2 separate regions of the Mus musculus genome follow, and region 1 is linked to region 2. A link is a contact called in ENCODE Hi-C or POLR2A ChIA-PET data. All regions are on one chromosome and are shown on one strand. The core of a region is the stretch at or near the end of the contact, and the rest is flanking DNA. Distances in the headings are between cores, read along the strand shown. Region 1 has its middle 27 kb from the start of Gm42398. Region 2 holds the start of Blm (Bloom syndrome, RecQ like helicase).

The links. A loop is a pair of places that touch in the nucleus more often than their neighbours do. ChIA-PET counts read pairs that join two places held with the same protein, here RNA polymerase II (POLR2A).
Region 1: a map of heart shows a loop between it and region 2 (4-fold over the local background). The contact joins the enhancer-like site here to the promoter of Blm in region 2. A Hi-C loop is called at or near these places in 4 of 37 maps with a recorded cell type or tissue (heart and mouse trophoblast stem cell). POLR2A ChIA-PET finds 5 or more read pairs at or near these places in 2 of 5 experiments (both embryonic stem cell).

The regions. Positions count from the first base shown.
Region 1 is chr7:80,580,816-80,584,720 of GRCm38, forward strand. No RefSeq gene overlaps it. Among named protein-coding and RNA genes, the nearest start is that of Gm42398, 27 kb to the left of the region's middle. Within about 2 kb of position 2,041, at least 1 of the 3 ENCODE cell types and tissues checked has a DNase peak (open chromatin) inside an H3K27ac peak, as active enhancers do; it is heart, where a contact is called at or near this core.
Region 2 is chr7:80,533,810-80,538,051 of GRCm38, forward strand. Blm (Bloom syndrome, RecQ like helicase) reads right to left here and starts at 1,310. Exons shown (of 22, transcript NM_001042527.2): 1 at 1,234-1,310.

The sequences.
Region 1 (3,905 bases), core at 791-3,290, 48 kb after region 2:
GCCCCTTGCATGGACTGAGGAATCGCTCAACGATCAGGCCTCCCAGAACCTTCTCTCTGGAGCATGGCCATTAATTTGGTTTAACTCCCAGACTCTCTGTCTCTCTTACTAGTGCTTCAGACTCCTGAGAGAGTGCATCTAATGGGCTGCGTGGATGGGCCAGCATTGTGGAATTTCATGGCCCAGTTCCGGGAGGTGAGGGCCCAGGTAGCCTCCAGCTTGCAGAACTCCGTCCTGGGCCCAATAAAAGACCTGTAGATGTTTGCAGAGGTTTGTTTGTTTGTTTGTTTTTTGGAGAGAATCAAAGCCCCTGAAGAAACCACCAGAGGAAAAGCCTGATTTTAAAGGGTTGGAACAAGTAACAAGCAAACATTGTTAGAGGTTGGTCTGGAGGCTCCTGAGGCTACGTAGGCATTGGTATCTTGAGAAGGTAGAGCAGAGCTGCCGGCTCCCAGCTGCTCTGGAGCCAGCACAGCTGCAGAGGCAGCCATGAGACCTTTCTGAGTAGTCCCAAACACTAAGGTGTTCACTTCAGAAGTCGTGGGCCCATTGCTTCTCAGAAATCATTTTCTCATGGTTTGAGGTCTTTGTAATAAAGGACTCACTTTAATATAAAGAATAACCAGAGGTGGTGGGATAGGCCTGTAATTCCAGCACTGGGGAGGTGGAAAACAAAAAGTGGGGAGTTCAGAAGTTGTTCTCAAAATGCAGCAGTTGGAGACTGGTATGGACTATAGAACAATAGCTAACAATAAATAACAATAGCAACAGAATCCAAAGACTAACAGCAGAAATGGAGGATGCTCATCCTGTAGTGATGGGGAGGGGAGGTGGGGCGTCCCTCTCTTTATCTGATAAAGAAACTGAGGCAGAGAGCAACCACCAGCTTGCCTCTTTTTCACAGTAAAGGGTGGAGGGCAGACATTAACCCCAGTGTCTCACTAGAGAGTCCATATGCTTAGGCCCCATGTCTGCTCCTGAATGGGGACCCTGTTTGCTTCTATGGTCCTGGCTGATGTCGGGATGTTTCTTTTCACTCCCAGAAGGATCTGGTTTGGGCAATGCATGTCCTTTGCTATCACAGGAAGACACTGGTGGACAGTTTGCAAAGCCTAGCCTACAGCTGCTGTGTCCATGGATTCTGGCCCCTGGGTCTCCTTCTCTTGGGCCCCTCCTGTGAGATGCTTCATGAAGCAGCTAAGATTTCCTACTTCAGGGGCTCGTGTTGATACTCAGAAAACCATTCAACTTTCTCCCTGCTCCCTCCCAAGGGAAAAGCAGTCTGTCCTTACCCATGTTGTCAGCAGTTAGTCTGTCTTTATCCATGGTGTTGCCATTGTAGTTAGGGGTGGGCAATCACAGCCCAGAAATAGAAAATGGAAAGTTCCAGAGATGCATTTTTCTCTTTCTCTTGGCCTTTTTGTTTTTGAGTCAGAGCCTCAGGTAGCCCAGGATAGCCTCAGATTCACTATCCTCCTGCCTCCACCTCCAACGCGCTCAGGCTACAGGCATGTGCATCACAATGGGGAAGTCTTGCTTCCCCACGGGTATATGTGAACCAGAGGCAAGGACTGTCTAAATCAATTCTGACTTCCCAGTTCCCAGCTCAGTAGCCTCCAGCACCATCTCTCTCTCTCTCTCTCTCTCTCTCTCTCTCTCTCTCTCTCTCTCTCTCTCTCTCTCACACACACACACACACACACACACACACACACACACACACACAGAGTCAGGACTGCCCGGTTATTTTCTTTAGTTCCAAATTCTAACACTTCAACCATCCATCACCAACTCCGAGTCAGGACTCCCGTACTTATATTGGGAGGCATAGCAGCACAGTAGTTTTTTTTCTTGTTTGTTTGTTTGTTTGTTTTTCCCTATCAATTTCCCCCAGGCATCAGGCATAAATCAGGCTGTTGTAAAACCTTCAAGGTTGGCAGCAGAGAATCCAGACACCTGTGGCTGGGACTAGCTCAGCCCTTCTGGCAAAGATTCCCTGATGACAAAGGCTTAGGAGGAATGGGTGGGGGATGAGGAGTGGGAAGCCCATTCTGCAAGGACAGGCCAGAGCACGGAGTCCACACCCGGAACAGCGGCCAAACAATGGTGGGAGCGAAGGTTACCGGACAGGATGTAAATAGTGCAAGCCTTGACAATGAGAAAACTCAAACTCATAAAATGTGGGAGGGGAAGGAGCCCGGAAGTGGTGACGAGCTCATTTCCTCTCCTAAACTCGGGTCCTCGGGAGATGCCGTCTGTCCGTCTGTCTGTCCGCAGTCCCAGTCTGTCAAAAGCACAAGTCAAGCACTTAGTATTGTTCTTTGAAAAAACGTATTAGCGACGTAAAAAGCATGTGACTCTTTGTGGCTTGGTAACTTTCCCCATCACATCTAGATTTCCTTTTGTTCTGTTAAACAGAATTTTTTTTTCTTAAAAGCACACTATTACTGGGGCGCATTCCCCTACCGCTGATCCTTTCTCTATCATCCACGGTGCACACCTCTCTACCAAAGCTGCCTGGGTACCAGCCAGCCCCAGTGATTTCTAGGAGTTCCAGGTTCCAACCACTTGAAAGCCTAGCCTCAGGGGTGTGGCTCGGCGCTGTTTTGCATCTGTGATCATGAATGTGCACATTTATAAAAACAAGGCTCTTTCTTTCTGGACAGTGGTAGAGATCAATTCAGGGTTTCACTTTCTTCCCCAGGCCAGTAAAGCCCTTTAAAACACCTTTTTTTTTTTTTTAAATTTTACATTAAAAAAAATGCATCCAGTGCCTACAGAGGCCAGAAAAGGGCATAGGCTCCCTGGAACTGGAGTCTTGAATGGTTGTGAGCTGCCGTGCAGGTGCTGGGAATTGAGTCTGGGTTCTCTGAAGAGCAGTCAGTGATCTTAACCACTGAGTTCCCTCTCCAGCACCTCTCTCTCTCTCTCTCTCTCTCCATATATATGTATGTATGTATACGTGTATATATATGTATGTATTTCTAAGACAGGGTATCATGTAGCCCAGGCTGGCTTCAGTCTTGTCATATAGCTGAGGCTGGCCGTGGACATCTGTCCCACCTCCCAAGCATTCGGCTTCCATGTGTATAGCAGCTTGCCCGGCTTCAGGATGTAGCTTGAAGCCTTGGGAATCCTGTGCCATGGCAAGGACAGAGACAGAAAGCAGGAGGTCGTGGAGTCAGTCTCCTTAGGGTCAGGGCCTTGCGTGCCCACTGGCAGATAGGTGACCCTGAGCCTCTCTGCAGTTCTTTTAGGTTGCTGGAAGGAACGTGGGTGTGCAGTGTCTGATCGTTGGTAGTGGTCACTAAGGATGCTGATGGCCTTCTGTCACTGTGGGCGTCAGTCCTTCCTGATGCCAATCTTCAGAGACCCAGGGGATCAAGTGGCTCTCTTTCTTTGGTTGTTTCCCCTGTCCTTAGAACCACTCGTACAGCCTCAGCTCCATCTAGTGTTCACATGGGGACACAGCCCCAAGATCTTACTGCAAATCTTACTTTCCAGAGCTGCACAGTGAAGCCCATTTAGAGTAACCCTCCAGTGCTAATATTTGGCATTTCAAATCAAGTGTTGTACAAGCCCAGTACTCTAAGCATCAGTACATATTGTCCTCAAAGGGACAGATTCATGTAACAAATAGTTGTAAAAAATGATGTTGACTGCCAGGTGTGGCATGGCTTCAGTTCCAGCGCTGGAGTCAGAGGCAAAGGAGGATCCCTGTGAACTCCAGGCCAGCCAGGGTCTTAAAAAAACTGACATCGGCTGATGGAATTCTTGGTGCCAGGAACAATTCTAAATTCTTGAATTGTGCAAGTTCACTTCCCACAACCCAGTATCATGACATGGAAGGTGTTTGTTTCATTTCAGAGGTGCAGAAAGATGAAGTAAAATCTGTCCCTCTGAGT
Region 2 (4,242 bases), core at 60-2,559:
CACACACAAACATGGACAAGAACATACTCCTATCTCCATTCCTGACAAAAGGTAAAAATTTAGAAAATAGAGCATGTCCCTCAACCAAGTTTAAGATGCTACATTCTGTCCAGCAGTGGCAGCCATTGCCTTTAATTCCAGCACTCAGGAGGGAAAGGCAGTGGAATCAGGGTTCGAGGCCAGCCTGGTCTACAGTGGGCTACACAGAGAAATCTGTGAGTCTCTTTTGCAGAAGTACATATTTCACAGTATATACACTTTAAATAACAGGGATGGTGACATGGGTCTGTAACTCAAGCACTTGAGAGGTTGAGGCTGAAAAGATCATGGAGTCCAAAGTCACCCTCAGCTCTACAAGTTTGAGGCCAGACGGGACTACAAGATCCAAAACAAACAAACTGGTACTAAATCCCTATCTTGGGAACCTAAAAATCCCACTTCATCCAAGCAAAGTTAAAGTGACATCCAAACAGAATAGCAGTCAGGCTAACAAAATGTTGACTCAAGCCGGTGTGACGTCAACTCAGCACTGGATGGCTGAGACGGTGTGACGTCAACTCAGCACTGGATGGCTGAGACAAGTTCCTTCCAAGCTCAATTAAATGTATTACTCCCCAGGCGTCTGCCTCTCTCCTTCTCCTCCATCTTGTCATCTCTCGATCAGTCTTTCCCACCCCTACCCCTTGCTGAGGTAGGAGAGCTGTGTATTTAAAGGCGACACCGGAAGATGGCAGGTTCATCTCAGTCACCCTCACCCGGTAACCTATGACAGTTAAGAGGGACTGGGAGGAAGCCTGGGGCAGTGAGATAGGCTTCAGAGCTGGGCAGGTCCTATTCAAACCTCATCTGGCATCCAAGCCCGCGCGCCCTTTCGGCAAACGAGGTCTGAGCTCCTGCTTCTCCGATTAAAAACAGGGCACCTCCACCTCTTCTGGCGTCTCGAAAGCATGCATTGCTACGAGGGGTCGTTGCAGCACTACACAAACTACGGGAAGCAGATGAGCTAATTTCTCGCGTATGACAATCAAGGCCTTAAGGAAAGTGTGGACAGTGAGACTCGAGCCTCGGCCGCCTGACATGGCCTTTTCTGGGTCACCAGGTCTCTACTCCGGTCTGGGCTTCTCGCCACAAGCGAGGCTCGGAGAACCTGGGACGGATGACTGGTGAAATGGCCAAGGCCTCGGGCTCTGTTAGTCGGCGGAGCCACCGCAACCCAGCGCGCGCCGAACTCACCTCACTCAGGCTTACGTCGCGCCGGGCGGAACCACCATCCAAACTCCGCGCGCCGACACGGCCCTCCTGCGCCCCGCGCCGCACGCTCTGCGCGGCAAGAAGGATGATTCTGATTGGGTAATCCCTGAAGGATCTAACCAATACCGTGGCCTCTGGCTCCTGGCCCCGCCCCTAGAGCTGCTGGGGCGGTATCCCCCGAGCACGTACTACTAAAGCCCAATCCGAATGCAGCTGACCGGTCAGGTGATTATGGCAAACTACCTGGCTTCCGGCGTAGTAAGGCTTTGTTTTGTTTTTTGTTTTTTGTTTTCCTAGTGTAGGGAAAGGCGCCTGAAGCCCAGTCTGTGGCATGGTAGAGATTTTGTGATGTTTGAAGACAGCCGAGGCTTGCTAGTTCCGGTAAATCAGGCGAAGCGTCTGTGGGCCTCTTCTTTTGGATCTCACCCTCTATTCTTGTGAAACTTCGGCGGTTCTTCCACTGCTGACTGTCATTAATCGGTCGCAAGCTCAGATACTTCAGCTGGCATGCAGATGCCGAGGGTGAAGCTTCAGTTCTAGTGGGTAGCTTCCACCATGAATGCAGCCCGGTGATGCCTGATCTTCTATTTTTGTAACTTTTAGTTTTTTTGAGACCGGACCTTACATAGCCCAGGTTGGCCTCAAACCTCCACCAAATTGTGTAGGAGAAGCTGACCTTGAACTCCCGATCCACCTACTTACACTTCCCAAATACTAGGATTACATATTCCACCAAAGTGGGCTCTTGTTAATTTTTTTCTCTTCCAACCCTGTCATCTGTCCTTACCCTCTTTTTATTTTATTTATTTATTTATTTATTTATTTATTTATTTTGGTTTTTTGAGACAGGGTTTCTCTGTATAGCCTTGGCTGTCCTGGAACTCACTCTGTAGACCAGGCTGGCCTCCAACTCAGAAATCCACCTGCCTCTGCCTCCCAAGTGCTGGGATCAAAGGCGTATGCCACCACTGCCGGACCCTTTCCCTCTTTTAAGGAGTAAATTCAAACTGTTACAACAATATGGAAAACAGTACAAAGGATTTGAAAGATACTAAAAGTTACCTCATGACCCAGAAACATCTCCTCTGACATATACCCAAAGAAAATTAATAAATAACTTCCTAAAGCTATCAGCTTTCCCTTGTTCATTGCTGCATAATCCACAATAGCCAAGATATGAAAATAAGCTGTCAGGAGAAAGACGGGAAATGCACATCAGAATAGTAATTAGCCTGGTAAAAAGAACCAGATCTTTCCATTTAGGGACATTATGCTAAGTGAAATAAGCCAGACACAGTAAATTATTATTGCATGATCTTATATGTGGGATCTTTATAAAATTTAAATATTCATATCTAGAGAAAACTGGTGGAGAGTTGTGGGTTAGAGGACACATATAGTGAAAATACCTAGAGATCCAAAATACAATATGCAAGTTCTATATATTGCATTTGTGCTAAACTATTATGAGTTACAAAAACCAAGGAAGTATAGCTGCAGATGATGACTAGACTCATGTGTTTCATTATTGTAAATTTCTTACTATCTATATGTGTCTGCATCTTTAGGCATCCTGCTGACAAACTGATAAAATGTTTTTAAAGCTGCGTCTATGTAGCCCTAGCTAGCCTGTTACTTAATTATGTAGACTAAGCTGGCCTCAAACTTAGAGACATCTGCCTGCCTCTGCCTTCTGAGTGCTAGGAAGTGCAGGCATGCCTTGAAATTTCCTTCCTTCCTTCCTTCCTTCCTTCCTTCCTTCCTTCCTTCCTTCCTTTTTTTTCTCTTTTTCCCTTTTCTTTTTCCTTCCTTCCTTCCTTTCCTCCTCATTTCTTCTTTCTCTCTTTTGTTTGTTCTTTCTTTCTGAGACAGGGTTTCTTTGTGTAGTCTTGGCTGTCCTGAAACTCACTCTGTAGATCAGCCTCGCTTTGAACTCTGAGATCCACTTACCTCTGCCTCCCAAGTGTTGGCATTAAAGGTGGTTAACACAACTACCCAGCTATGCATTGAAATTTTAATGCCCTTGCCTTCCAAGGAGCATGCCTGCAGCACCAGACCCCAATAATTAAGCAGTTTTTAAATAGCAAATGGAAAAGCATACAGAATAGAGGTAAGAAGAAGATATGAACAATCTACCAAAAAGAGTAGAACCAACAACACTGGGACTCAAGTGGTCGCACCCAGGCAGTAAGTGTGATGCTCACAACTTCCTGAAGGAACACTTAGCTAAATGTGCCTGCATGTCACATTCTCCTTTTTCGTTTATCTTCACTTCTCTGTCCCTAGTCAAGTCATTGTGCTAGATGGGCCCTGAAGAACTACAATACATCTGGGCTCAGTCTGTCGAGAGGGACAATACATAAGTTAATATTCATAGTAGCAATACAAGTTAGCTGTGGTGGTGCATGCTTATAATTGAAACACTCGGGAGGCAGATGCAGGAAGATCTCCAATTTGAGGTCAGCCTGAGGTATGTAGCCAGACCCTGTCCCAAAACAAAACAGTACCAATCAATGTCATGAACATGCTAGCTCAAGTTATGCTATCACAACAGGGATGCAAATGCAGATGTGGAGGACCAGAAAAGACTGCAGAGAAGGTGCCCTGATCTGAGGGCAAGTGAAAGACCAGCACGCTTCCATGTAAGGCTTAAAAGTCATCTTATAGTAAAAACAAACTAGGTTCACTTCTGTTTATGATTCAGCCTCTGTTTCTCAATGTCCCTATGTCCCACCTATAAGTACACATGGTTCTGTACCGCCTATTCTAGGAATGGCAATCACATCTTCATTTCAGGAGGTCATTATAACTAGCTTGCTATGTGTATGTTCTGCTCCTGTAACCCTGAGTATTTTGCCCACCAAACCCCTCATTTGGAAACCCCCTACCCTGAGCTATAAAAGCCTGTCTTCCTCATATTCAGGGCTGATCTCTAAAATTCCAATTTAGGGTGGGACAGCCAGCTGATCAGTCTCGGGTGCACCTCTAAAA